Regions from separate parts of the Homo sapiens genome. Here region 1 is linked to region 2. Evidence: read pairs that join two places in POLR2A ChIA-PET (ENCODE). Cell type or tissue: PC-9. All regions are shown on one strand. Links, peaks and the distances in the headings refer to the core of each region. The heading gives the core; the rest is flanking DNA.

Region 1 (15,366 bases), core at 3,026-11,025, 150 kb after region 2:
GTTTTATAAGGAATTGCTAAACTGTCTTATGAAGTGATTATGTCATTTTGCTTCCTGCCAACAATATGTAAGAGTTTCTCCATCTCTTTGCCAACATAGCTATTCTAGGGGATGTGCTGTAATCTCATTGAGTGTATCTCATTGTGGTTTTATTTTTAATTTTAATTTTTAAATGTATTTTTATTTTTTATTTTTTTAAATTTTTTGAGTACATAGTAGGTGTATATATATATTTATGGGGTACATAAGATGTTTTAATACAGGCATGCAATGACAAATAAACACATCATAGGGAATGGGGTATCCGTCCCCTCAACATTTATCCTTTGAATTACAAACAATTCAGTTACTCTTTAAGTTATTTTAAAATGTACAATTAATGGGCTGTTGAATAGTAGGTCTTAGTCATTATTTATTTATTTATTTATTTTAACCCATTAACCATCCCCACCTCCTGCTGTCCCCAGACCCCCATTACCCTTCTTAGTTCTGGTAACCATCCTTATATTCTCTGTGTCCATGAGTTCAGTTGTTTCTTTACATCTCAGAAATAAGTGAGAATATGCAATGTTTGTCTTTCTGTGCCTGGCTTATTTAACTTAACACAATGACTTCCAGTTCTATCCATGTTGTTGCAAATGACAGGACCTCATTCTTTTTTTTTTTTTTTTTTTTTAAGACAGGGTCTTGCTTTGTAGCACAGGCTGGAGTGCAGTGGCATGACCTCAGCTCACTGAAACCTTTGCCTCCCGGGTCCCGGTTCAAACAATTCTCCTGCCTCAGCCTCCTGAGTAGCTGGGTTTACAGGCATGCGCCACCATGCCCAGCTAATTTTTGTATATTTAGTAGAGACGGGGTTTCACCAGTTGGCCAGGCTGGTCTTGAACTCCTGACCTAGTGATCCTCCTGCCTCAGCCTCCCAAAGTGCTGGGATTACAGGTGATCTCATTGTTTTTATGCCTGAATAGTACTCCGTTGTCTATATGTACCACATTTTCTTTATCCATTCATCTGTTCATGGACACTTAGGTTGCTTCCAAACCTTGGCTGTTGTAAACAGTGTGCAGCAAACATAGGAGTGCAGATAGCTCTTTGATATACTGATTCCTTTTTTTGGGTATATACCTAGCAGTGGGATTGCTGGATCATATGGTAGCTCAATTTTTAGTTAGTTTCCCCCCCAACCCCACCAGGGTGGAGTGCAATGGCACAGTCTTGGCTCACTGCAACCTACGCCTCCTGGGTTCAAGCGATTCTCCTGCCTAAGCCTCCTGAGTAGTTGGGATTACAGGTGCCCACCACTACGCCTGGCTAATTTTTGTATTTTTAGTACAGATGGGTTTCGCCATGTTGGTCAGGCTAGTCTCGAACTCCTGACCTCATGTGATCTGCCCGCCTTGGCCTCCCAAAGTGCTGGAATTACAGGCGTGAGCCACCGCACTTGGCCTACTTGAGTTTTTTTAAATTGAGTTGTAAGAAGTCTTTGTTGTTATTGTTGTTTTTGAGACAGAGTCTATCTCTGTTGCCCAGGCTGGAATATAGTGGTGTGGTCTCAGCTCACTGCAACCTCAGCCTCCCAGGTTCAAGCGATTCTCCTGCCCCCACCTCCTGAGTAGCCGGGATTATGGGTGTCTGCCACCATACCTGGCTAATTTTTGTATTTTTAGTAGAGACGGAGTTTTACCATGTTGGCGAGGCTGGTCTGGAACTCCTGACCTCTAGTGATCTGCCCGCCTTGGCCTCCCAAAGTGTTGGGATTACAGGCGTGAGCCACCGCGGGCAGTTGTAAGAATTCTTTATATGTTTTGGTCACCAGATTCTTATCAGATACATGATTGCTAGATATTTTCATTCATGCTATAGTTTGTCTTTTTACTTACTTTCTTGGCAGTATCCTTTGACATACAAACATTTTTAATTTTGGTGAATTCCAGTTTGTCTTTTTTTTTTTTTTTTTTTTTGAGAGCATGAGGAAGGGCTTGTAGTTGCCTATTCTTTTTTTTTTTTGAGACAGTCTCGCTCTGTCGCCCAGGCTGGAGTGCAGTGGCACTATCTTGGCTCATTGTAACCTCCGTCTCCCAGCTTCAAGCAATTCTTCCACCTCACCCTCCCAAGTAGCTGGGATTACAGGCGCACACCACGATGCCAGGCTAATTTTTTGTGTTTTTAGTAGAGATGGGGGTCTCACCATGTTGGCCAGACTGGTCTTGAACTCCTGACCTCAGATGATTTGCCCACCTCAGCCTCCCAAAGTGCTGGGATTACAGGCGTGAGCCACCGTGCCCTACCTGTCTTAACGTTTTTTTATTATGCTTTGAGTGTCTTATCTAAGAAACCATTGGCTAATACAAGGTCATGTACATTTTCACCTGTGTTTCCTTCTGAGAATTTTATAGTTTTAGCTTTTAAATTTAGGTCTTTGATCTGTGTTTTTTTTTTTTTCTCCTGAGATGGAGTCTCGCTCTGTCGCCCAGGCTGGAGTGCAGTGGTGCTGTCTCAGCTCACTGCAACCTCCACCTTCCTGGGTTCAAGCAATTCTCCTGCCTCAGCCTCCCAAGTAGCTGGGATTACAGGCATGCACCACAGGCGTGCACCACGATGCCTGGCTAATTTTTGTATTTTTAGTAGAGATGGGGTTTCACCATGTTGGCCAGGCTGGTCTCGAACTCCTGACCTCGTGATCCACCTGCCTTGGCCTCCCAAAGTGCTGGGATTACAGACGTGAGCCACTGCGCTTGGCCTGATCTGTTTTGAGTTAATTTTTACATATGGTTTGAAGTAGGGATTCAGATAAGTTCTTCTGCATAGTACTGTGGTTTCAGTGTCCCCTCAAATTCATATTGTAACTTAGCTCCCAATGTGGCAGTATTAGGAGATGAGGGCTTTTAGAGGTAATTGCATCTTGAGCACGTTGTCCTTGTCTTAGTTCATTTATATTGCTATAAAGGTACACCCGAGGCTGGGTAATTTATAAAGAAAAGAAGTTTATTTGGCTCCTGTTTCTTTCTTTTTTTTTTTTTTTTTTTTGAGACGGAGTCTCGCTCTGTCGCCCAGGCTGGAGTGCAGTGGTGCGATCTCAGCTCACTGCAAGCTCCGCCTCCCAGGTTCACGCCTTTCTCCTGCCTCAGCCTCCTGAGTAGCTGGGACTACAGGTGCTTGCCACCACACCCGGCTAGTTTTTTGTATTTTTAGTAGAGACGGGGTTTCACCATGTTAGCCAGGATGGTCTCAATCTCCTGACCTCGTGATCTGCCCGCCTCGGCCTCCCACAGTGCTGGGATTACAGGCGTGAGCCACCGCACCTGGCCTGGCTCTTGGTTCTTCAGGCTGTTTAAGAAGCATGGCACTGGCGTCTGCATCTGGTGAGGGCCTCAAACTGCTTCCACTCATGGTGAAAAGGGGAAGCTCATGTGTGCAGAGATCACATGACAAGAACAGAGGCCAGTGAGAATAGGAAGGGAGGTGCCATGCTCTTTTTAACAACTAGTTCTGGCAGAAAGGAACTGAGCAAGAACTCACTGAGAACCTTGAAGATGGTACCAGGTCATCCATGAGGGATGCACTCCCGTGACCCAAACACCTCCCATTAATCCCCACTTCCAGCATTTGGGATCAACTCTCAACATGAGATTTGGAGGGTTTAAACAAAGCAAAATATAGTAGCCGTTACAAATGGATTAATCCATTCGTGGGTTAATGGATTAATGAGTTATGTGAGTGGAACCAGTGGCTTTATTAGAAGAGGAAGAGAGACCTGGAGCTCACACATTAGCATGCTCAGCCCCCTCGCCATGTAATACTCTGTGCTGCCTCGGGACTCTGTTTGAGGTCAAAGGCAGCCCCTCAACCTTGGACTTCTCAGCCTCCAGAACTGTGAGAAATAAATTCCTTTTCTTTATAAACTATCCAGTTTCAGGTATTCTTTCATAAACAAAAGAAAATGGACTAATACACATGGGGATCTCTTGTTGTTGTCTCAGCACCATTTGTTGAAAAGTTATTCTTTCTCCCATTGGTTGACCTTGGTACCTTTCTCAAAAATCAATTGACCATATATGTATGGATTTATTTTTCCCTTCTCAATTCAATTCCATTGGTCTGTATACCTGTTGTTATACCATACTATTTTTATTGCTGTAGCTTTGTAGTAAATTTTGAAATTATGAAGTGTGAGCCCTTCAACTTTGTTCTTCCTTTTCCAAGATTGCTTTGACTATTCTGTGTCTCTTGCATTTCCATATTAATTTTAGGATTGGCTTGTCTATTTCTGGAAAAAACAGAGTTGGAATTTTGATGGGGATTACATTAATGTGTAGATCAATTTGGGGAGTCCTGCTATCTCAAATCAGCTTTTTTTTTTTTTTTTTTAAGACAGAGTTTCGCTCTTGTTGCCCAGGTTGGAGTGCAATGGCGTGATCTTGGCTCACCGCAACCTCTGCCTCCCAGGTTCAAGTGATTCTCCTGCCTCAGCCTCCCAAGTAGCTGGGATTACAGGCATGCGCCATCATGCCTGGCTTATTTTGTGTTCTTAGTAGAGATGGGGTTTCTCCATGTTGGTCAGGCTGGTCTCAAGCCCCCGACCTCGGCTGCTTCGGCCTCCCAAAGTGCTGGGATTACAGGCATGAGCCACTGCGCCCGGCTTACATCAGCTTTTCAAGGCAGATTTGTATAACCCAATTTGAAATTGAGCCATAATATATTATTTCCAGAGATGTGTACTGTTTCATTCTTATCTTAGCTTTTCTATCAGGAACAGAAGATGGTTGATCTCGACCACTGTGAAGCCAGACCTTGGGTGGTGCATGGTGGAATTCTGCATTCTTTTCCCTCAGATCTGTCCTCCATCAGTCTGTCTCCCAATCTGCAAGATGCTTAGGGGGTATGATAACGCTAGAACCTGAAAACTGCAATCATGATTGGCTGTCTGGAATTTGGTTGTTTAAAACAAAACAAAAGACTGGGCATAGTGGCTCACACCTGTAATGCCAGCACTTTGGGAGGCCGAGGTGGGCAGATCATGAGGTCAAGAGATCGAGACCATCCTGGCTAACATGGTGAAACCCTGTCTCTATTAAAAATACAAAAAATTGGCCGGGCACGGTGGTTCACACCTGTAATGCCAACACTTTGGGAGGCCGAGGTGGGTAGATCATGAGGTCAAGAGATCGAGACCATCCTGGCTAAGACGGTGAAACCCCTTCTCTACTAAAAATACAAAAAATTAGGTGGGTGTGATGGTGGGTGCCTGTAGTCCCAGCTACTGGGAAGGCCGAGGCAGGAGAATGGCGTGTACCCGGGAGACAGAGCTTGCAGTGAGCCAAGATCACGCCACTGCACTCCAGCCTGGGTGACAGAGCGAGACTCCATCTCAAAAAAAAAAAAAAAAAAAAAAAATTAGCCAGGAGTTGTGGCGGGCGCCTGTAGTCCCAGCTACTCAGGAGGCTGAGGCAGGGGAATCGCTTGAACCTGGGCAGCAGAGGTTGAAGTGAGTTGAGATCGCGCCATGCACTCCATTCTGGGCAACAGAGTGAGGCTACATCTCAAAAAAAAAAAAAAATCTTGCTCCTTTATTTATTTATTTTTTTTGTAGAGACATTTGTTTCGCCATGTTCCTCAGGCTGGTCTCAAACTTCTGAGCTCAGGCGATCTTTATGCCTTAGCCTCCCAAAGTGCCACTCTGCCCCAAACATCTGTTTTCTTTTTCAGACAGAGTCTCACACTCTTTCCCAGGCTGGAGTGGAGTGCAGTGGTGCAATCTCTGCTCACTGCAACCTCTGCCTTCTGGGTTCAAGCAATTCTCATGCCTCAGCCTCCTGAGTAGCTGGGATTAAAGGAGCGCGCCATCACGCCCAGCCAATTTTTGTATTTTTAGTAGAGATGTCATTTCACCATGTTGGCCAGGCTGGTGTCAAACTCCTGACCTCAGGTGATCCGCTCGCCTTGGCCTCCCAGAATGCTGGGATTACAGGCATGAGCCACTGTGCCCGGCCAACATCTGGTTTCTTAATTGCTGGTCCAGTAAGGTATATTTTGAGGTATTTGTTTTTGCTATTTAATGAACAATTGAACCATTCTGTCTATATGTTCAATGGACCTTTTTGATTTGATTGTAATTATTTGGACTGCCTAGAGTGTTATCGCAAGGCTAATTGCCTGAATACTTGCTAAAACAAAGATCATGGAGCTCTACCCTAGACCTACAGGACCAGATACTGCATGCTAGGACTTGGGAATCTATAATTTAATGTGTTTTATAGGTAATTTAAATGTGTTTCCAGTTTGGGGAACCATAGATTTCGAAAGTATTTTGCTCTGGGAGCTCTAGTCCATTCAACTTGGCTAAACTTGTTAATCTTCTATTCACTTTGATAGCTCTGAATGAATTTTAGGGCTGGAATATAATGATTACTGACTCACTTGACTTCATTTGAAACAAGTGGGTGGGACTTAGTGTGCTAAAGTCTGTTTATCTTTGAAATATTTGTATCTTGGTTTATAGTCCAGAATTTATGCAGCATTGGCCCCACTGCGTAGCTCTGTGCTTTAGAAAAACTAGGTGGAGAGGATTAATTAAATGCAAATCACTGAATCTCTCTGTGTCACTGGTCAGCTAAATAAATAGCCTTTGTGTCCTAACAGCAGCAGACATTTTCTGGTTTAGGTTTTCCACATGGTTTATTATGAAGTATGACAACTTGTCATGTGTAATCAGCATCACATTAGTCTCAAGAGAATAAGCTCTCCTTTAATCAGCTGCTTTTCTTTAATCTGGTGGGGTGAGGCATATGGTAACCATGACATTTTTGTCATTTGCTTTGTGGGATGGTGGTGGTATTGATGGTGGTGTGATTGGATGTGTGTGGGTGTATGTATGTTTTGGGTATGTAGATTTTCCAAAAAGGGGCAGATGACAGATGGCAGATAAAGCATTCATGTATTCCTTGTCACTGTGCGTCAAAAATTATAGTCGTATGTCCTGGGAGTCAATAATAATTCTATTTACCAGAATATGTAGTTTCTAATGTTATTTCTCTGTTATTTATTAGAACTTGGGCTAGTCATTAAATTCTCTGAAGTCTCATATTCTTTATGTAATGAGGATAGACTTGACAGCCTTTACAGACTATAAACCTGTAAAGTTCTATGATTCAGTCACTGATTAAACTCTCATAAGTATGCAAGTAATAGTGGAGGTCTTATTCTTTCCATTCCTAGTTCTCAGTATCTCCATCGTGACTCATCGCCATAAATAAATGCTCTATTTATCTTCCTATCTATGCAGTTGGTCTGTTGTCATATTTGCCTGATGCAATATGACTTCTCATTTTCTTTTCTTTCTTTTTTTTTTTTTTTTTTGAGACAGAGCCTCACTCCGTCACTGTCACCCAGGCTGGAGTGCAGTGGTGCGATCTCGGCTCACTGCAAGCTCTGCCTCCCAGATTCATGCCATTCACCTGCCTCAGGCTCCTGAGTAGCTGGAACTACAGTCGCCCACTACCATGCCTGGCAATTTTTTTTTTTTTTTTTGTATTTTTAGTAGAGATGGGGTTTCACTGTGTTAGCCAGACTGGTCTCGATCTCCTGACCTCGTGATCCGCCTGCCTCGGCCTCCCAAAGTGCTGGGATTACAGGCATGAGCCACTGCGCCCGGCCTTATTTCTTTTACCTTTTGTCATTTGAGCTGTCCTCAAAATATACTGATAACTTTGTATTTTTTATTTATTTGTATTTTTAAGCTACACCTGCTGGAATGGGAACTTTGTATTTTTTTAATTCCTTTGAATTTATTTATAATTCTTATTTTATTGTGTTTTTTTAAGTGTCTCCTCTCCCTAGCGAGGTTGCCATGTATACATAGAGAATACAGTGAGCTTTTCATCTGTACATATAAATCTTTACGTTGTAACTCTAAGTTTTTATCATAGTAGATAGTGGTAGCTGTCAAGTATTTGAATATTTTTTTAGTCCATATTTCACACAAGTCTAGGACAAAGGAAGTATATCCCAAAGTGTTTGTAATCTGTTTAGAATGATGATAATAAAGTACAAAATCATCAAACAGCATAGGATAGTGTATTTTTAAGTGTTAAACTTTGTGACACAGACTAAATGTATAAATGTTTAAGGTCAGTGATAGACCTGTAAACATAATAGTCAGTGAAGACATTTTGAAGTAGAGAGTTACATTGGTTTTTCAAGGATAGACAGAATTTGAATTATCAGGAAACAGAAGGACAGTTTATGTTGAGCAAAAATGTAGAATAATATGTTTGAGGTTTTTGTTTGTTTTGTTTTTTAGAGATAGGTTCTTGCTGGCGGGGCACAGTGGCTTACGCACTTTGGGAGGCTGAGGCGGGCGGATCACAAGGTCAGGAGTTCAAGACCAGCCTGGCCAACATAGTGAAACCCTGTCTCTACTAAAAATATAGGAAATTAGCCAGGCATGGTTCCGGGCGCCTGTAATCCCAGCTACTAGGGAGGCTGAGGTGGGAAAATCATTTGAACCCAGGAGGCGGAGGTTGCAGTGAGTAGAGATCGTGCCACTGCACTCCAGCCTGGGCAACCGTGTGAGACTCTGTCTCAAAAAAAAAAAAAAAAAGAAAGAAAGAAATGAGTTCTTGCTATGTTGCCCAGGCTGGAGTGCAGTGGCTACTCACAGGCATGATTATAGCACACTATGGCCTCAAACTCCTGAGCTCAAGGGGTCTTCCTGCCTAGGCCTCCCAAGTAGCTGGGACTGTAACATGCTACTGCATCTGGCTTGTTTTGTTAGATAGTGAGAAATTGGCAGTGAGTTCATACTGGATGCAAATAGTAATACTTTTTTAAAAAATTCCTTACCACATATAATTTAATGTGGCTTATGATGCATAATGGAAAAATCCAAATAGTAAATAAAAAAATCAGGAGTAGGAAAATTGTACATGTCTATAGTAGGAATAACAGATCATAGATAGGTAAGTAGTCTGTGAGATCCTCTACAATTATACTAGTGCTGAGCTGTGAATTTGGTTCTTGGGAAAGCCAAATACATACATACATACATATGTATACACACACACACACACATATATATACTATAAAACAGAGGGTATATTTAGTTCCAGGAATCTTTTACCCCTATAATTTAGAAGCTATACTAGTTCCTTTTGGTTGGAAAATAGTTTTTTAAAAGATTTCTTTTTTCCCACTAAGAGCTTTATAACATAGGACACAGAAATGCAGTAGAAAATGTTGTCAATATCGGCCAGACGCGGTGGCTCACTCCTGTAATCCCAGCACTTTGGGAGACCAGGGTGGGCAAATCATGAGGTCTACAATTCAAACCTTGTAGAAAAATGGATCCAATAGGTTATATTATCTGCAAGAAGTCTAAAACGTGTAGGTGTTCTGAGTTTCTGATTAAGGGGAGGTCAAGAGTAGAATGATAGATATTAAGTTAGAAATGTTTTTGTGGAATAGAGGGCTAACTTTTTTCAGCCTGGTTGTTATTTCTGTTTCTGTCATTGAAGTATGTTTGAAGGAGTGTTAGTAGCTACAAGAAGGATTGATTTCTCTTAAAAGCACGTTCATTCACTGTAGCTTATGACAGTGATTGATCAAAATTCTTACATTGTTGAGTATGACAGAGATTACCTTAGCCTGGAAAAAAATTGAAGGCAAGTCCATTAGAGGCAAGCCACCCTTGGAAACAGGTTGCAGAACATCTGGTATTCAGGAATACAGCTTTTTAGTAAAACTTCCCCAATCAATTTGTTGTGCAATGTCCAACAAATTTAAGCAACACATATTAAGCCATTCTCTCTAGCAGCAATTGAAGAGCAAGAATAACTGCCTGTCAAGATTTCTCCTAGTTTGTGTTAAAACAGCCTTATTTTATATTACATGGCATTATCTAAACTGACAGAGGTTGTCCTGCTATTCCTACCTTTCACAGTGTGGAAAGCAGGTTCTGTATAAGCATCTTTGATTAAAAATCTGTGATGAGCTAATTTCTGTTCACAGAGATAAGGGGCCAGGAAAGATAATTATCTAATAATACAATTTTAGAGCATGAAAAGAATTGGTGAGTGGGAGCACCTGTCGATTGGGCATTTATCTCATTACTCTTCACAACTACCCTTTGTGGTGGGTATTATTTTCCCATTTTATATAAGAGGAGAGACGGTGGCTCACGCCTGTAATCCCAGCACTTCGGGAGGCTGAGGCAGGCGGATCACTTCAGGTCAGGAGTTCGAGACCAGCCTGGCCAACATGGCAGAACCCTATCTCTACTAAAAACAAAAAAAAATAGGCAGGTGTGGTGGCACACGCCTGTACTCCCAGCTACTTGGGAGGCTGAGGTGGGAGAATTGCTTGAACCCAGGAGGTGGAGGTTGCAGTGAGCCGAGACTGCACCACTGCACTCCAGCCTGGGTGACAGAGCGAGACTCTGTCTCAATTAAAAAAATAATCATAAAGAGGAGAGGGTCAAGAAGATTATTTTCCTTGCCCAAGTGAAGAGTTAGAAGGCCTGACTCCAAAGCTTATCAACCACTTTACGGCTGTTTTCCAGGAAGCTGGAAGGGAAAGAGAGAATTTTATTGCAAGAAATAGCATGGGCCGTGAATTAATTTCTGAGCTTGTGTTTGATTTCACTTAATAATGTCATGATGTATTCTGGAGATCACTGTATCTTGTGCAGTTATATTAATCAGTGCTGTTGCAGAGCCATCTAACACTACAAATTACTTCTAAAGGGAAAACCTGTTATAATTATAAACAGTAATGGAGATTTAGTAGAAGCTTATCTGTAAAGGTAGACTTTTATGCTTTATGAGAATTTATAAAGATTAGGATAAATTGGCATAGGATCTTTCTAGGATAAATTGGCCTCAAATTTTTGCATAATAGATTGTTTTATGTAACATTTTCAAGTTTTTATGAATGTAGTTTATCAAAGTTATTTACTTAGGCAGAAGTAAGTGAAATGTCATTAAGCAAAGTATATGCTATTGGTGACATTGAGGAGATCCTTTGTGTTACATTTCAACTTTTAAGGATTCTGGCACTTAGGGAGGCAGAGGCAGGAGGATGGCTTGAGCCCAGGAGTTTGAGACCTGCCTAGGCAATATAGTGAGACCCTATTCTCAAAAAATAAAAAAATAAAAAAATAAAAGGATTTGAATTTTATTTTGGTTAGTCTCATCTCATAAGGAAAGTGTTTTATGTCGCTTAAAGCCATGTTATTTTTGTCAGCTTTAAAAGTAGAAAATGAATCAGAATCTGTGATACGTAAAAATGTTTAACCTTTTGTTTTTTAAAGGTATTTTAAATACCTGTGGATGATAGAATAATCAAGTTTCTTGACCTTAATAGAATTAATTAATTCAAAGCCCATCTGAGAATTTGGGATTCTTTAATTTGGTTGCAAAAAATGAAAACATAGGCAGAGCCTGGTGGCTCATGCCTGTAATCCCAGCGTGAGGGAGGCCAAGGTGGGCGGCCTGCTTGAGCCCAGGAATTTGAGACCAGCCTGGCCAACAAGGCAAAACTTTGTCTCTACCAAAAAAAAGAAAAACCCCACACAGCTGGGCGCGGTGGCTCACACCTGTAATCCCAGCACTTTGGGAGTCTGAGGCAGGTGGATCATGAGGTCAGGAGATCGAGACCATCCTGGCCAACATGGTGAAACCCTGTCTCTACCAAAAATACAAAAATTAGCTGGGTGTGGTGGTGTGCACCTGTAGTTCTAGCTACTCAGGAGGCTGAGGCAGGAGAATCACTTGAACCCAGGAGGCAGAGGTTGCAGTGAGGCGAGATCGCGCCATTGCATGATCTGGCGACAGAGCGAGACTCTGTCTCAAAAAAAAAACAAAAAAACCCCACAAAAATTAGCTGGGCATGGTGGTGTGTACCTGTAGTGCCAGCTACTTGAGAGGCTGAGGTGGGAAGATCGCTTGAGCCTAAGAGGTTGAGGCTCTTGTGAGCCATGATAGTGCCACTGCACTCCAGCCTGGGCAACAGGGTGAGACCCTGTCTAGAAACATAAAATATATAGAAGTGCTGAAGTGCAGTGGTGCAGTCATGGCTCACAGCAGCCTCGACCTCCCAGGCTCAAGTGATCTTCACACATCAGGCTCCCGAGTATCTTGGACGATGGGAACATGCCACTGTGCTCAGCTAGTTTTTTTTATTTTTCGTAGAAACAAGGTCTAGCTATGTTGCGCAGGCTGTTCTTGAACTCCTAAACTTAAACAATCCTTCTGCCTCGGCCTCCCAAAGTGCTGAGATTACAGGCATGAGCACCACACCCAACTGAAGTGAAGATTAAATAAGGGGACATGAAAGTCCCTGTCAGAAGACAGTATCACCGATATAGACAGCCTTTCTGCTCTCTGTTAACTATTTAATCATGTCAGAAATGTTTCTGAGATCTTTCATTCCTAGCCACCCAACCAGAAGATGACGAGAGCACAGCCTGGATTAACGATTTTGTAGTCAGACTCACCAGAGTTCCAATTATAACTTCTTTATGGTAGTGGTAGAACCTATCCAAGCTTCAGTTTCCTCATCTTCAAATGGAACTATTATTTCATCCCTCATAAGGTTGACTTGGAAATTAAATGAAATAACACATAGGAAATGTTTACTACCGTGCCTGTTAAGTAACAGGTACTTTGTAAATGCTTGCTGTTGTCCTGCCCTTCCTGAACTTCCCCAGTCTATATAAATAGTTTCATGTGCTGGACAAATCTTACTCATTTTTGTGCTGCGTAGATGCTTCAGGACATACCTGATAAATAGCAGGTAGTCAATGTTTCTTCAGTGGATAAATGAATAGTAGGTAGACCTGCAACTTAGTGGCCCAGTTCATGCTGCTTTTTGTTAGCTTGTTTGGTTTTTCTGCTGAAATTCTTGCATGGTGGAGTATAGTTGATTGCAGGGCCCTTCCCCCACACCCAGGTAGGGGCTTCATTGTCCCCACAAGTTACTTATCTCAAGTCTTTAGGGAAATGAAAAACCACTCTCCTCTAACAGAAGGTTAGTTGCTAAGTATACAATTCAGCATCCTCTGGGTGTTCAGGTAAGTCTGAATTTAAGTTCCAGAAATGAGTGAGATTCCTAGGATGACTCTGAATTATCTTGACTTCCCTGAATGCTTCTGGCTAAAAACCAAGCTGGGATTATTGATGTGATTGTGAATCTGGCCCATGTCCTGGGAATGTGGATTCTGCTGCATATGTCAATTGGTTTGGCTCTTTTTTTTTTTTTTTTTTTTTTTTGAGACAGTTTCACCCTTGTGGCCCAGGCTGGAGTGCAATGGTGCGATCTCTGCTCACCACAGCCTCCAACTCCTGGGTTCAAGTGATTCTCCCACCTCAGCCTACCGAGTAGCTGTGATTACAGGCGCCTGCCACCATGCCTAGCAAATTTTTGTATTTTTAGTAGAGACGGGATTTCACCATGTTGGCCAGGCTGGTCTTGAACTCCTGACCTCAGGTGATCCGCCCGCCTTGGCCTCCTGAAGTGCTGGGATTACAGGCGTGAGCCACTGTGCCTGGCTGGTTTGGCTCTTTTTATCCTAAATTTTTTGTTTAAATGTTCTGTAGTACTGAAATCACCTGAAAGTAGAAGAAAAAAAAATTATTCAAGAAAGAATATTTTTGCAATGTAGGGAGAGCTTGAGCTTTTTATATAAGCTTTTAAAGCTTTAAAAGGAACTGTGCTGTTTTACCCCCAAATTTGCCCACTTTGAATTCAGGAGAAACGTTTTGGTCTCCTTTATGTTCTAGTCTCTGGATACAAATGTTTTCTTTGTTCGTTTTTTCCCCTTATTACCAACCACAGGTTCTTAGGCTCCTGTGTAATAGAAATTGACACAAGGCCAAGCAAGTTTCCCAGACAAGGCTATATTAAGACTTATGGGCCAGGCACGGTGGCTCACGCCTGTAATCCCAGCACTTTGGGAGGCTGGGGCGGGCGGATTACCTGAGGTCAGGAGTTCGAGATCAGCCTGGCCAACATGATGAAGCACCATCTCTACTAAAAATACAAAAAATTAGCCGGGCGTGTTGGCAGGCACTTGTAATTCCAGCTACTCGGGAGGGTGAGGCAGGAGAATTGCTTGAACCCCGGGGGGCGGAGGTTGCAGTCAGCCGAGATTGTGCTATTGCACTCCAGCCTGGGCAGCAAGGGCGTAACTCTCTCTCAAAAAAAAAAAAAAGCTGGGCACGGTGGCTCACGCCTGTAATCCCAACACTTTGGGAGGCCGAGGTGGGCGCATCACGAGGTCAGGAGATCAAGACCATCCTGGCTAACACGGTGAAACCCCATCTCTACTAAAAATACAAAAAATTAGCGGGGAATGGTGTCGGGCGCCTTAGTCCCAGCTACTCGGGAGGTTGAGGCAGGAGAATGGCATGAACCTGGGAGGTGGAGCTTGCAGTGAGCCGAGATCAAGCCACTGCACTGCACTCCAGCCTGGGAGAGAGCGAGACTCTGTCTCAAAAAAAAAAAAAAAAAAAAAAAAAAAAAAGAAAAAAAGACTCATACCTAGAAAGGTTGGACATAAGGGAGACAGCACAGGAGGAAGGGTTCTCCAGCTGGCTCTCCGAGGGGAGTGCATTGCGGTGTCTTAAGGAGGGTGGCATGCATGATTCACGAGGTAAGTGAGCATCACTACGTGTGTGGGGTGGAGTGCAGACACGGTAAGGAATCGTGCTAACACATGATCAGAAAGTGGCAGATAAGCGTCTTTCTGGGTGGTGATTTTAGTATTATAATGAGGCTGGTGATTAGGATTGGTCATTGTCCTTGAGCTCGTGTGAGTGGTAGAGCTCACTCCCTTGAGTAAGATTTATGGCAGGCTGCTGCCTATAGTTTCTTCATACCATACCTGCGAGGTCTGGTCAGCAGGTATGGTGCCAGTTGGGATGGCGCTGTAGGGTGTGGCGGTCACTGAGAACGTATGGAAAAACACATTAGTGGGGTGGGGCCAAGTCCCATTTCCTACTCTGTCGCACCTCCATGCCCCGCGATTACTCGTCTTGATCTGTCTCCTGGAGCCTTTTAGTGGTTGGTGATCATTGGCCCTGCTCATTAAGTCAGGTTACCCAATAGTACAAAACTGTAGTACATTAGCCAAATGAAAGAGGACTATATTATGCAGTGGGTGTGAGTATGTGAATTCAGGGACGGGGAAAGAAGGAGAATTAGATGGGCTGGGCGCAGTGGCTCACACCTGTAATCCCAGCACTTTGGGAGGCCGAGGCAGGTGGATCACGGGGCCAGGAGATCGAGACCATCCTGGCTAACACGCTGAAACCCTGTCTCTACTAAAAATACAAAAAATTAGGCGGGTGTGGTGGCGGGCGCCTGTAGTCC
Region 2 (15,366 bases), core at 3,203-11,202:
TCAGAGCCCACCAGTTCTTTTTGATCATCCCATCAGTCTCTTCTACTTCCTTTCTACCAGGTAGAAGTTTTTCCAGCAAAGAGAGTTTATTAGGAGAGAGAGCCATTCTGAGGAGCGTTTACATAAATTAAGTGATTAGGCGACGCTTTGCATACGGTGTGCAGTAAATTGGCATTCCTTCATTTAGCACACACTTGATGTCCCCGTGCTTGACATTCTGACCTGGACCATGGTTCAGTCTTGAAAGCAGATGTTAGCGTTTGGGAGTCACACAGTGTTTCAGCCAGCTGTGTGTCTGTACACAGGAAAAGGTCTTCTCCCTGTCAAGTAAAAACAGCATGGTCTTTCTGTTCTACCCCAGTGGTAATGTTTCCTGGCTCCAGTTCTGGTCTTGGTATCCTTCACCACGGAATGTTATCTTCTGGCCATCTTTCATGCCTTTGTCAATATGGACTTCTAGAATCTCCTTCTCTGCAACTGTCTTCCTTCCATTGCAGCTGTCACGTCTATCTTTAGGACGGATGGTTTCCCCATGGGCTTGGCACTCCATGCACACAGATTGAATTTGCTGAACCATTCCAGGTCTTATTGATGAATTACTGTTTGCATTCAAGCACCTCAGCAGTTGGCACAGCAGGATCCTGCTCCCTTCTTAACACCTCTGCCTTCACATTTGTCACAAATCATATTCTTTTGCAGAGCCAGTTTTCTTTTTTCACCATTGGATAGATCTCCTAAGGCTACTGAGAGCTGATGTAGGAGTTTTTACCTCTCCTTTCTCTTAGTATCCTTCCTTCTCCCCCAAAAAAACTTAGCAGAGATGTCCATGGGGGAATGAGAACTGCCACCAGCCCCACCCTCTTTAATTGCCTGTCCTCCTTTGTCATAGAATTCCCTATTCTCTGCATCAGAGAGAACTTCTCAAGATTGAGAAATCCATTTAACTTCTCTCCTTCATTTAGATTCTTACCAGGGTATTACTTCAAAGCCATTTTTAAGCCTTTGTCAGTTCTTCGTGGGTAGCATTAGGTTTGACCCCCAAGATGTCATAGTAAGTGGTTTCTTTCACAATTTTCTGTAGCCAGTGAGTGGGCTGAGGCTGGTGGTGGGGAGTGGGGAGGGGCCTGTAGCTCTGTGCAGTCCGTGCAGCCACTGCTCCTCCACCTCACACCAAGCATCTGGAAAGTTCCCTCAGGTGTTTTGTGTTTTTTTTTTTTTTTTTGAGACGGAGTCTCATTCTGTCACCCAGGCTGGAGTGCAGTGGCACAATCTCAGCTTACTGCAACCTCTGCCTCCCGAGTAGCTGGGACTACAGGCGCCCGCCACCATGCCCAGCTAATTTTTTGTATTGTTAGTAGAGACAGGGTTCACCACATTAGCCAGGAAGGTCTTGATCTCCTGACCTCGTGAACCACCCACCTCGGCCTCCCACAGTGCTGGGATTACAGGCATGGGCCACCATGCCCGGCCCCTCGTGTGCTTTATATATTGTTTGTGAGTTTTGTGTTCGTGTTCCATTTGTTTGAGGGGAGCACTGTTAACTGATTGTGAGATATTACATATTAAGAATAATAAGTCATACTCATTACAGAAAAAGAATTATATATTAGTAAGATTTAGGTTATTGGCTTTTGGGTTTTTTCTCTTTCTCCCTCTCCACTGACTTAACACATGAACACTTCCTATGTTGGTTTAGATTATCAAGTCTTTTTTTTTTTTTTTGAGACATAATCTCACTCTGTTGCCAGGCTGGAGTGCAGTGGCACAATCTTGGTTCACTGCAACCTCCGCCTCCCAGGTTCAAGCGATTTTCCTGCCTCAGCCCCCCAAGTAGCTGGGACTACAGGCACACACCACCGTGCCCAGCTAATTTTTGTATTTTTAGTAAAGACAGAGTTTCACCATGTTTACCAGGATGGTCTCAATCTCTTAACCTCATGATCCACCCACCTTGGCCTCCCAAGGTGCTGAGATTACAGGCGTGAGCCACCGTGCCTGGCCAGATTATCAAGTCTTGAGTGACTTAACATTACAATTTCATGAGTAATTGGCTTGCATTTGCTCAGTCCTTATTAAAATGTTAGATTCTATTTAATGTACCCTGTACTGATGAAAGAAGAATATTTCACAGGTTTACACCTATTGTCTTTTGTTGTGGGGGAGAGTGGCCAGAATACACATAGGTAATTCTGTAAATAACTTTCATGTTTGATATATAGATATACCTGTTTTCCTCTCATTTTGGGGTCTGACATACATAAAGCATCACAATTCTCTTTCAATGAAATCTTCCCTTTGACAAGGCTCAGGTTTTTTTTTTATTGTAAGTAGGATTTTTAAATTATTATTATACTTTAAGTTCTAGAGTACATGTGCAGAATGTGCAGGTTTGTTACATAGGTATACATACATGTGCCATGTTGGTTTGCTGCACCCATCAACTCATCATTTACATTAGGTATTTCTCCTAATGCTATCCCTCCCCCAGTCCCCCACCCTCTGACAGACCCCGGTGTGTGATGTTCCCCGCCCTGTGCCCAAGTGTTCTCATTGTTCAGTTCCCACCTATGAGTGAGAACATGCGGTGTTTGGTTTTCTGTCTTGTGATAGTTTGCTGAGAATGATGGTTTCCAGCTTCATTCATGTCCCTGCAAAGGACATGAACTCGTCTTTTTGGGTTTTTTGGGCTGCATAGTATTCCATGGTGTATATGTGCCTCATTTTCTTATTCCAGTCTATCATTGATGTCCATTGATGGACAATTTGGGTTGGTTCCAAGTCTTTGCTATTGTGAATAGCGCCGCAATAAACATACGTGTGCATGTGTCTTTATAGTAGCATGATTTACAATCCTTTGGGTATATACCCAGTAATGGGATCACTGGGTCAAATGGTATTTCTAGTTCTAGATCCTTGAGGAATTGTCACACTGTCTTCCCCAATGGTTGAACCAGTTTACACTCCCACCAACAGCGTAAAAGCGTTCCTATTTCTCCACATCCTCTCCAGCATCTGTTGTTTCCTGACTTTTTAATGATCGCCATTCTAACTGGCGTGAGATGGTATCTCATTGTGGTTTTGATTTGCATTTCTCTGATGACCAGTGATGATGAGCATTTTTTCATGTGTCTTTTGGCTGCATAAATGTCTTCTTTTGAGAAGCATCTGTTCGGCCGGGCGCAGTGGCTCACGCCTGTAATCCCAGCACTTTGGGAGGCCAAGGCAGGAGGATCACGAGGTCAGGAGATCGAGACCATCCTGGCTAACACAGTGATACCCCGTCTCTACTAAAAATACAAAAAATTAGCCAGGCGTGGTGGCGGGCGCCTGTAGTCCCAGCTACTCAGGAGGCTGACGCAGGAGAATGGTGGAGCTTGCAGTGAGCCGAGATGGCGCCACTGCACTCCAGCCTGGGTGACAGAGCGAGACTCCATCTCAAAAAAAAAAAAAAGAGAGAGAGAGAGAAGTGTCTGTTCATATCCTTTGCCCACTTTTTCATGGGGTTGTTTGATTTTTTTTGTTGTTGTTAATTTCTTTAAGTTCTTTGTACATTCTGGATATCAGCCCTTTGTCAGATGAGTAGATTGTAAAAATTTTCTCCCATTCTGTAGGTTGCCTGTTCACTCTGATGGTAGTTTCTTTTGCTGTGCAGAAGCTCTTTAGTTTAATTAGATCCCATTTGTCTGTTTTGGCTTTTGTTGCCATTGCTTTTGGTGTTTTAGTCATGAAGTCCTTGCCCATGCCTATGTCCTGAATGGTAATGCCTAGGTTTTCTTCTAGGGTTTTTATGGTTTTAGGTTTTACATTTAAGTCTTTAATGCATCTTGAATTAATTTTTGTATAAGGTATAAGGAAGGGATCCAGTTTCAGCTTTCTACATATGGCTAGCCAGTTTTCCCAGCACCATTTATTAAATACGGAATCCTTTCCCTGTTACTGGTTTTTGTCAGGTTTGTCAAAGATCATATGGTTGTAGATGTGTGGTGTTATTTCTGAGGCCTCTGTTCTGTTCCATTGGTCTATATCTCTGTTTTGGTACCAGTACCATGCTGTTTTGGTTACTGTAGTGACAAGGCTCAGTATTATCTCCTCTCTTTCCCCTGCCCATGTGAGTCAACTGATACCTTATGGTGTTTTTTTGGCATCAGTATACATCTGAAAAGAGCAAAGGCAAATAGTTTTGTTTTACTTTGCTTTGTTAACTGCAGTTTCATCATATCTCAGCTGGGTAAAGATGTTGCTGGAACAATTAAGAACCTTGGAAGTGGGGTGGAAGTGAGAGCAGGGATTATGGCAAAATTTAGGGAAGGTGCTTGACAGACATTTATTCGGGAAGCAGTGGCCAGAGTTGCAGTCTTCGGGACAGTCGTCCTTGCCAAGTGTCCATAGCATCCCCTTTTCAGAATCAACATCCACCATATTGAAACTGGCCTGCTCTGGCTATAGGATAAAGATTTTATGGTTGTTATTTAATTCTGTTTGTTACACTGAGACACCTTATGGGTACAGTGTTAACGTATGCAGTTTTTATTTTTGTCCCTCCTGTTCATTCCAGATTTTTACCTGTAAACTCTTCTAAAGTCAGGCTCATAGATTTTTGAATGGTGAAAATGACATTGAGAAGTCAACTAACTGGGCCACGCGCCATGGCTCACGCCTGTAATCCCAGCACTTTGGGAGGCTGAGGTGGGCGGATCACCTGAGGTCAGGAGTTCTAGTCCAGCCTGGTCAACATGGTGAAATCCCATCTCTACTAAAAATACAAAAATTAGCTAGGCGTGGTGGTACACACCTGTAATCTCAGCTACTCGAGAGGCTAAGGCAGGAGAATCACTTGAACCCAGGAGGCAGTGTCTGCAGTAAGCCAAAATCGTGCCACTGCACTCCAGCCTTGGTGACAAAGCAAGACTCCATCTCGGGGGGAAAAAAAAAAGCCTGCTATCTAGGCAAGATCGTCTCTAAATTTGGAGTCAAATGAGAATCTAAACCAGTTTGTTTTGTTTTGTTTTGTGTTTTTGAGATAGGGTCTATCTCCCAGGTTGGAGTATTACGCCTGTAATCTCAGCACTTTGGGAGGCTGAGGTCAGAAGTTCGAGACCAGCCTGGCCAACATGGCGAAACCCCATCTCTATTAAAAATACAAAAATTAGCTGGGCGTGGTCGCAGGTACCCTGTAACTCCAGTTACTTGGGAGGCTGAGGCGAGAGAATCACTTGAACTGGGAGGCAGAGGTTGTAGTGAGCCAAGATCATACCATTGCACTCCAGTCTCACAGAGTGAGATTCCATCTCAAAAAAAAAAAAGGAACTGTGTTCTGTTGAGTGACTGTCTTTCATCCTAGTATACTTTTTAAAACTTCCTAGCGCTTTTTAAAACTTACCTTTATCGGCTGGGCACGGTGGCTCACACCTATAATCCCTCCACTTTGGGAGGCTGAGGCAGGTGGATCACGTGGTCAGGAGATCAAGACCATCCTGGCTAACATGGTGAAACCCCATCTCAAGTGAAAATACAAAAAATTAGCCGGGCGTGGTGGCAGGCGCCTGTAGTTCCAGTTACTTGGGAGTCGGAGGCAGGAGAATGGCGTGAACCCGGGAGGCAGAGCTTGCAGTGAGCCAAGATCGCACCACTGCACTCCAGCCTAGGCGACAGAGCGAGACTCTATCTCAAAAAAAAAAAAAAAAAAAAGAAAAAAAAGCTTCCCTTTATCAGATGTTAACTCTAAAGAAACACATCTCTGAACTGCCCCAGTTTCTCTTCTCTCCAGTAAATTATCCATAAGATTGTCTCCTAAATACCACAAATTATATAAATTGTTGGACACAAAAGTTTTACCATTTTGAATCTCCCTTATGTTTTAACATTTATGTATATCCATGTGTATTTTACAGATAACAAAATCAGCTTTTCGTGATATAAAGTCCCTAGCTAATATTATTTGTTGAAAATACTGAATTCAATGAACTGAGAGCAAAGAGCTTATCTTGCATGATTGTGTACTGACCGGATGTGCTCATTGGCTCCTCACAGGAGACTCCTGTGCTGACCAGAATAGAAAAACAAAAGCGCAAAGAGGAGGAAGAAGAGCGTCAGATTCTTCTAGCAGTGCAGAAGAAGGAGCAGGAGCAGATGCTAAAGGAAGAGAGGAAACGCGAGTTGGAGGAGAAGGTCAAGGCAGTGGAAGGTATGTGCAGTGTCCGCGTGGTCTGGAGAGGTGCATGTCTGTCGACCAGCCGTCCTGTAGCCAGAGCCAACTCAAGCTAAGTCCTGCCATGCATCCAAGTTGTTTCCGGCAATTTCTTTTTTTTTTTTTTTTTTTTTTTGAGACGGAGTCTCGCTGTGTCGCCCAGGCTGGAGTGCAGTGGCGTGATCTCAGCTCACTGCAAGCTTCACCTCCCGGGTTCATGCCATTCTCCTGCCTCAGCCTCCCAAGTAGCTGGGACTACAGGTGCCCACCACCACGCCCGGCTAATTTTTTGTATTTTTAGTTGAGACGGGGTTTCACTGTGTTAGCCAGGATGGTCTCGATATCTTGACCTCGTAATCTGCCCGCCTTGGCCTCCCAAAGTGCTGGGATTACAGGCATGAGCCACCATGCCTGGCCCTTTTTTTTTTTTTTTTTTTTTTTTGATACATAGTCTCACTCTGTGGCCCACCTGGAGTGCAGTGGCACAATCTTCACTTACTGCAACCTCTGCCTCAGCCTCCCGAGTAGCTAGGACTATAGGCGTGCCACCACACCCAGCTAATGTTTGTATTTTTAGAGATGGGGTTTTACCATGTTGGGCAGGTTGGTCTCAAACTGCTGACCTCAAATGATCTTGCCGCCTCGGCCTCCCAAAGTGCTGGGATTACAGGCGTGAGCCACTGTGCCTGCCCACATTAAGGATTTTAGAATTAATAAAGAAATGAGGGGTCAGGCACAGTGACTCATGCCTGTAATCCCAGCACTTTGGGAGGCCAAGGGGGGCGGATCACATGAGGTTGGGTTTTCGAGACCAGCCTGACCAACATGGAGAAACCCCATCTCTACTAAAAATACAAAAAATTAGCTGGGCGTGGTGGGGCATGCCTGTAATGCCAGCTACTCAGGAGGCTGAGGCAGGAGAATCGCTTGAACCCAGGAAGTGGAGGTTGCGGTGAGCCAAGATCGTGCCATTGTACTCCAGCCTGGGCAACAAGAGTGAAACTCCATCTCCAAAAAAAAAAAAAAAAAAAAAAAAAAAAAGAAAGGAAGGGAGGGAGGGAAAAGAAAAGAAAGAAAGAAATGATGGCTGGGCACAGTGGCTCACGCCTGTAATCCCAGCACTTTGGGAAGCCAAAGTGGCCGAATCACTTGAGGTCAGGAGTTTGAGACAGCCTGGCCAACATGGCCAAACGTGGTAGCTCACGCCTGTAATCCCAGCTACTCAGGAGGATGAGGTGGGAGAATTGCTTGAACCCCGGAGGTGGAAGTTGCAGTGAGCCGAGATCGTGCTACTGCACTCCAGCCTGGGCGACAGAGCAAGACTCTGTCTCAATAAAAAAAACAACCCTTAGTGCATATAATCTACAGGTTTAGCCTGTGTCATACTATGTAGTATATCTCACTTGTAAGATCTTCCATAATTGGCTATGTCCAGTGCCACATTTAAATTCCTCAGGACATAATAACTGGCTTTTATTTGTTTATATTTTTTAGTGGAATTGTGTTTTTTTATTTAATAGGGTCCTTATTGGGTACACCTGTCATTTTAATTTATATAGGCAGGTCCAAAACTCATTTTTATGGCTCAGTTTCTGTAATGTAAGATTAATAATGCCTGTATTGTAGTCCCATCTACAGAAGTCACAAATAAAATTAAATCCTAGGAATTAACCAAAGAAGTGAAAGAGCTCTATAATGAAAACTATAAAACATGGAGGAAACAAATTGAAAAGAACACCCAAAAACTGGAAAGCTTTCTACGTTCATGGATAACAAGAATCAGTATTCTTAAAATGTCCATAGTACTCAAAGTAATCTACAGATTCAATGCAATGTCTACCAGAATACCAATGACATTCTTCACAAAAATAGAAAAAAAAATCCTTTAATTTATATGGACCCACAAAAGACCCAGAATAGGCAAAGCTATCCTAAGCAAAAATAACAAACCTGGAGGAATTACCTGACTTCAAATTGTATTTCAGACCTGTGGGGACCAAAACAATATGGGGATCTGGCATAAAAACCAACACACAGACAAATGGAACAGAATAGAGAATCCAGAAACAAGTCCACACACGTACAGCGAACTCATTTTCAACACACGTGCTAAGAACATACACTGGGGAAAAGAGTCTCTTCTACAAGTGGTGCTGGGGAAACTGGATATCCATAAGCAGAAGAATGAAACTAGACCCCTATCTCCTGCCACATACAAAAATAAAATCAAAGTGGATTAAATAATTATATCTAAGGCCGGGCGTGACGACTTATGCCTGTAATCCCAGCACTTTGGGAGGCCAAGGCGGGTGAATTACAAGGTCAAGAGTTCAAGGCCAGCCTGGCCAAGGTGTTGAAACCCCGTCTCTACTAAAAATACAAAAATTAGCCGGGCACGGTGGCAGGCACCGGTAATCCCAGCTACTCAGGAGGCTGAGGCAAGAAAATCGCTTGAACCTGGGCAGCAGAGGTTGCAGTGAGCTAAGATTGCATCACTGCACTCCAACCTGTGTGACAGAGTAAGACTCCATCTCAAAAAAAAAAAAAAAAAAAAAAGAATTATATCTAAGACCTCAAATTATGAAACTCTACAAGAAAAAACGTTGGAGAAACCCTCTAGGACATTGATTTCAAGCACAGGCACCCAAAGCAAAAATGGACAAATGGGATCACATCAAGTTAAAAAGCTTCTGCACAGCAAAGGAAACAACCAGCAAAGTGAAGAGACAACCCACAGAATGGGAGAAAACATTTGCAAACTGCCCAGTTGACAAAGGATGAATAACCAGAATGTAGAAGGAGCTGAAATAACTCTTAGGAAAAAGTCTAATAATCGGATATTAAAATGGGCAAAATATTTGAATAGAGATTTCTCAAAAGAAGTCATACAAATGCAGACGAGGCCAGGCATGTTGAGTCATGCTTGTAAGCTCAGCACTTTGGGAGGCCAAGGCTGGCAGATTGTTTTAGCACAGGAGTTCAAGACCAGCCTCGGCAACACGGTAAAACCCCATCTCTACAAAAAATACAAAAATTAACCGAGCATGGTTGTTCATACCTGTAGTGCCAGCTACTTGGGAAGCTGAGATGGGCAGATAGCTTGAGCCTGGGAGGTCCAGGCTCCAGTGAGCTGAGATCATGCCACTGCACTCCATCCTGGGCAATAGAGCGAGACCCTGTCTCAAAAAAATAAAAATAAATTAAAAAACAAGCCAGGTGTGGTGGCTCATGCTTGTAATCCCAGCACTTTGGGAGGCCGAGGCGGGCAGATGACTTGAGATCAGGAGTTCAAGACCAACCTGGCCAACATGGCAAAACCCTGCCTCTACTAAAAATACTAAAATTAGCTAGGCATGGTGGCACACGCCTGTAATCCCAGCTACTCAGGAGGCTGAGGCAGGAGAATTGCTTGAACCTGGGAGACAGAGGTGGCAGTGAGCAGAGATCAAGCCAAGACTTCATTCCAGCCTGGGCAATACAGCAAGATTCTGTCTCAAAAAAAAAAAAAAAAAGCAAACAAGCTTATGAAAAAAGTGCTCAGTATCATTGATCATCAGAGAAATGGAAATCCAAAACTATTATGAGATATCATCTTACACAGTTAAAATGGTTTATACCCAAAGGACAGGCAATAACAAATACTGGTGAGAATGAGAAGAGGAAATCCTCATATACTGTTGGTAGGAACATAAATTAGTCCCCCGCTATGGAGAACAGCTTAGATGTTCCTTAGAAAACTAAAAAGAGAGCTACCATAAAATCTATTAATCCCACTGCTGGGTATACACCCAAAAGAAAGGAAATCAATATATTGAAGAGATAACTACACTCCCATATTTTTTGCAGCTCTGTTCACAATAGCCAAGATTTGGAAGCAACCTAAGTGTCCGTCAGCAAATGAATGGATAAAGAAAATGTGGTACTGATACACAAGGGAGTACTATTCAGCCATAAAAACAGAAAGATGCAGTCGTTTGCAACAACATGGATAGAACTGGAGGTTATTATTTTAAATGAAATAAGACAGGCACAGAAAGACAAACATTGGATATTCTCACTTACTTGTGGGATCTAAAAATCAAAATAATTGAACCCGTGGAGATAGAGGGGAAAAGGATGGTTACCAGAGGCTGGGAACGATAGTGGAGGGTTGGGGAGAGGTAGGATGGTTAATGGGTACAAAAAAAATAGTTATTATGAATGAATATGATCTGGCATTTGATAGCACAGCAGAGAAGTATGGCTTTTTTTTTCTTTTCTTTTCTTTTTTGTTATTTTTGAGACAGAGTCTCACTCTTTTGCCCAGGCTAGAGTGCAGTGGCATGATCTGGTCTCACTGCAACCTCCACTTCTCAGGTTCAAGTGATTACCATGCCTCAGCCTCCCAAGTAGCTGTGATTACAGGTGTACACTACCACACCCGGCTAATTTTTGTATTTTTAGTAGAGATGGGGTTTTGCCGTGTTGGCCAGGCTGGTCTTGAACTCCTGGCCTCAAGTGATCCATCTGCCTCAGCCTCCCAAAGTGCTGGGAATACAAGCGTGAGCACACACCCAGCCAGAAGTACTATTTTCATTCCAGTGGTGAGAAGGTGGAGAGTAGACAAATATTGTGGGATAATAGTGGTGAGTGATCTGAAGTAAAATTAGGCAGGTTTACAGGTAAAGAGTGACATGGCTGGGCGTGGTGGCTCCATCTGTGGTCCCAGCTACTTGGGAGGCTGTGGCAGGAGGACCCCTTGAGCGCAGGAGATCGAGGCTGCAGTGAGCGCTGATTTCCCCTGCTGAACACAGCCTGGGTGATAGAGCAAAACCCTGTCTCAGACAAAAAAGAAAGCCCTCTCTGAAGATTTGACATTTAAATAAAGTGAATGAGGTTGACCCGTGAGTGCCTGAAGCGGAAGGCGCAGTGCAGACAAGAGCAGAGGCACGGAGGCAGGGATATGCAGCAGGAAGTCCAGGGCGAGGCTGCAGCGGAGGGGAGCAAAGCAAGCACAGGAAGGCTGGCTGGAAGTCCCGGCGCGGCTGGAGCGGAGCAGAGCAGAGCAAGCACAGGAAGGCTGGCTGGGCATGAATTGAGTCCTACCAGGTAGCCCAGGGTCGCATTGGGATGGGCTGTGCAGACCTTGTTAGAAGGGTTAAATGGGCTGGGCGCCGTGGCTCACGGTTGTAATCCCAGCACTTTGGAAGGCCGAAGTGGGCGAATCACGAGGTCAGGAGATCAAGACCATCGTGACTAACACGGTGAAACCCCGTCTCTACTAAAAATACAAAAAATTAGCCAGGCGTGGTGGCACATGCCTGTAGTCCCAGCTACTCGGGAGGCTGAGGCGGGAGAATGGCGTGAACCCGGGAGGCGGAGCTTCCAGTGAGCCGAGATCGCCCCACCGCACTCCAGCCTGGGCGACAGAGCAAGATTCCGTCTCAAAAAAAAAAAAAAAGGAAGGATTAAATGAAAACAGGACAGTCTCTGACACACATTTAAAGTCACAAATGATAGTTTTCTTTGTTTGAGACAAAGTCTCGCTCTGCCTCCCATGATAGTTCTTATGGAAGGAATTTTTGTAAGCCATAAGATACTTACAATAACCTTTTCCAGACTTTTTAGTAGCTTCCAACTACAAAAAAAGAGAAATAATCAATTATGTACTAATCAGACACTTTTAAAAATTACAACAGTTTATTCAGAGAAACAAGCTTTGTGTGACATTCTAAGCGGATTTTATTCTGCAGGTCCTTTTAACATAATGAGTAATATTTGTGTTGGGAATGACTGAGAAGAAATTTCATAATGATGTGAAGATCTACCTGTAAATAGTTCCTCTGTCGTATGCTGGTATTTATATTCTAGCATCTCAACAGTGCTGATGGTCACTCATCTTGGAGTTCCCTGAATTTTTTTTTTTTTTCAAAACTCCTGTAATGTTACATTACCCATACTTTTGTTGTTGCTGCTGTTGTTGTTGTTTTGAGACGGAGTGTCGCTCTGTCGCCCAGGCTGGAGTGCAGTGGTGCCGCGCCCGGCACATGACTGCATACTTTCAAGGAGAGGACTCAGAGCTTTTATTTATTTAAAGAAACTTGAAAGGAGGAAAGTGGATTAAGAAAAAAAAAATAAGGCCAGGCGCGGTGGCTCACGCCTGTAATCCCAGCACTTTGGGAGGCTGAGGCAGGCAGATCACGAGGTCAGGAGATTGACACCATCCTGGCCAACATGGTGAAACCCCGTCTCTACTAAAAATACAAAAAAAAAATTAGCCGGGCATGGTGGCGTGCACCTGTAGTCCCAACTACTCGGGAGGCTGAGACAGGAGAATTGCTTGAATTCGGGAGGCAGAGGCTGCAGTGAGCTGAGATCATGCCACTGCATTCCAGCCTGGGCAACAGAGCGAGACTCTGTCCCCCTCAAAAAAGAAAAAAAAAAACAACAGAAGGCAAAAAGTGAAACAGCCAAGTGTCCACCAGTGGATAAAAGGAGAACCTGAATGCAGTATACACTTAGAATGGGGTGTTATTCAGCCTTAAGAGGGAAGGAAATTCTGAAACATGCTACAACATGGATGAACCTTGAAGGTATTACACGAAGTGATATCAGCAGGACACACGTGGACAAATGTTTTGTACTAGAGGCTGAGGTGAGAGGGAAATGGGGAGTCAGTGTTTAACGTTACAGACTGGAGTGATGAAAAGATACTAGAAATGGATACCGGTGATGGCGCCACAACATTACTTACACACTTAATGCTACTGAATTGTATGCTCATTTGGGTGATATGTCTGGGTAACTAGAATGAGATGAAGCCGGCCATGACGAAAGAAGTAACTTGTAGTTAATCAGTTGGGGTCCAGCCTTGAAAACCAAAACTACACTAGCTACTTCAGCAGGGAAAACATCACATGACTCTTTGGTAAAATGGGAGTTAGAAAACAAAAAAAAAGGTTAAAGGGATCCCCGTGGTGACACAGACGGAGGAATCGGGATTGTCAGAGGTGGGGGGCTGCAGCCCCACTGCTAGCACTATGAAGGCAGGCAAACTCCCGCTGCCAAGTGCGGCTTCGCAGATGCAGGACCATCCATCCTAGGATGAGTTGAACGGCATCAGCAAGCAAATGGAAGGAAATCGCTGTCTTCCTCAGCGTGCCTCCCGTGGTCCCTCTGATGCTCCCTTTGGTAGAATATAAAACCAGCAGAGAAGGGAGTTGTATGTGCAGGATCCCAGCCCCATTATCACAAAGCAGAACATGAAAATTGGATTTGCAACCATCAGAAAAGGCTTCATAACAGATGCAGGTGGCAGAAAACATGAAAGGTCCTGTATGTGTTCACTGTAAGTTCTAGAAGGAAAGAATCAGTATAGTAAGGCCAAGAGAATGTTCAGAAACAATGATTGAGTAGTTTTTTGGTTTGATGAAAAACCCTGATCCTCAGATACAGAAAGCAAGAAGAGATATAAACTGGATATAAATTATATGTGGGCATATGGAACTGAATTATAGAACATTCTGTTCCCTAAAACAACCAATGTGGAAAAGGTGGATTACCCTGAGAGGATGTTCTTAATAGTGATAGCAGATAGGAGCAACAGCAGACCTCAGGGGACGATGGGATTGATGGCCAGGTGCAGTGGCTCATGCCTGTAATCCCAGCAGTTTGGGAAGCCAAGGCAGGAGAATTACTTGAGTCCTGGAGTTCAAGACCAGCCTGGGCAACATAATGAGGCCCCATCTCTACAGAAAATCTTAAAAATTAGCCAGACATGGTGGTGCATGCCTGTAGTCCCAGCTACTCGGGAGGCTGAGGTAGGAGGATCACTTGAGCCCAGGAGGTCAAGGCTGCAGTGAGCCGTGGTTGTGCACAGCACTCCAGCCTGGGCAACAGCAAGACCCTGTCTCAAAAAAAGGAAGGGGTGGGTAGTGGGTTGCATTTTGAATTTTTTTATTAGTTCCTTAGGGCTACCATAACAACCTACATTAACCAGGTGGCATAAAATAGCAGAAATTTATTCTCTCATAGTCCTGGAAGTTAGAAATCCAAAATCTAGTTATTGACAGGGTTTCACTCTCTAAAGACTGTAGGTGAGAGTCTGTGGCCTTTCCAGCTTCTAGTAGTTTCAGGCCTTCCTGGGGTTTTCTGCAAACTTAGAATAATAGAATGAAACTTCCTCAGCCAATATCTTAATAATCTAGGCAGACCTTCTACTTGATGGGGAAACATTAGAAGTGTTCCCTTTAAAGTCAGGATAAACACAAGGATTTCCTCTATTGTTTCCATTTAATATTGTATTGTAAGGATTTAGTGTCTACAACGAAAAATACATAGGTATGTATACATATTTGAGGTGGTGTATGACTTGAAACTCCAAGAAAATCACCCAGGAAACTATTATAGCTAAGAAATTCACCAAGTAGGTATATTCATTATTATTCTTTTTTTTTTTTTTTTTTTTTTTTTTTTTTTTTTTGAGATGGAGTCTCACTCTATTACTCAGGCTGGAGTGCAGTGGTGCGATCTCGGCTCACTGCAACTTCCGCCTCCCGGGTTCAAATAATTCTCCTGCCTCAGCCTCCAAAGTAGCTGGGATTACAGGCATGTGCCACCACGCCTGGCAATTTTTTTTGTTATTTTTAGTAGAGATGGAGTCTCACCATGTTGGTCAGGCTGTTCTTGAACTCCTGACCTCAGGTGATCCACTGCGCCTAGCCGCTCATTATTATTCTATAAATGTCAACATGAACAATTTTATTAAAAGATAGCATGACCCGGCCAGGCGCGGTGGCTCACACCTGTAATCCCAGCACTTTGGGAGGCCGAGGCGGGCAGATCACGAGGTCAGAAGATCAAGACCATCCTGGCCAACTTGGTGAAACCCCGTCTCTACTAAAAATAGAAAAATTAGCTGGACATGTTGGTGCACTTCTGTAATCCCAGCTAGCTACTTGAGAGGCTGAGGCATGAGAATCGCTTGTACCCAGGAGGCAGAGGTTGCAGTGTGTTAACATAGCGCCACCGCAGCACTCCAGCCTGAGCAACAGAGTGAGACTCTATCTCCAAAAAAAAAAAAAAAAATTATGATAGCTGGGCACAGTGGCTCACACCTACAATCCCAGCACCGTGGGAGGCCGAGGTGGACGGATCACTTGAGCTAAGGAGTTGAAGATCAGCCTAGCTAACATGATGAA

What was found. ChIA-PET counts read pairs that join two places held together with the same protein. Peaks named below come from ENCODE experiments on the same cell type or tissue, not always from the same donor. Only the 100,000 strongest peaks of a DNase experiment are listed, where the experiment ranks them.
Region 1: POLR2A ChIA-PET joins it to region 2 with 18 read pairs; 2 of 35 experiments call an interaction of 5 or more read pairs at or near these places.

Annotation. Positions count from the first base shown.
Region 1 is chr22:17,666,024-17,681,389 of GRCh38, forward strand. The region is part of intron 2 of BCL2L13 (BCL2 like 13); the gene reads left to right. Among named protein-coding and RNA genes, the nearest start is that of BCL2L13, 35 kb to the left of the region's middle. In PC-9, for the core only: no CTCF peak of the experiment used is centred there; a DNase peak (open chromatin) is centred at 7,228; H3K27ac peaks cover 1,470 bases.
Region 2 is chr22:17,518,088-17,533,453 of GRCh38, forward strand. It overlaps CECR2 (CECR2 histone acetyl-lysine reader), which reads left to right. Exons shown (of 19, transcript NM_001290047.2): 9 at 6,031-6,184. It also overlaps the pseudogene DNAJA1P6. Among named protein-coding and RNA genes, the nearest start is that of SLC25A18, 38 kb to the right of the region's middle. In PC-9, for the core only: no CTCF peak of the experiment used is centred there; no DNase peak of the experiment used is centred there; H3K27me3 peaks cover 3,859 bases.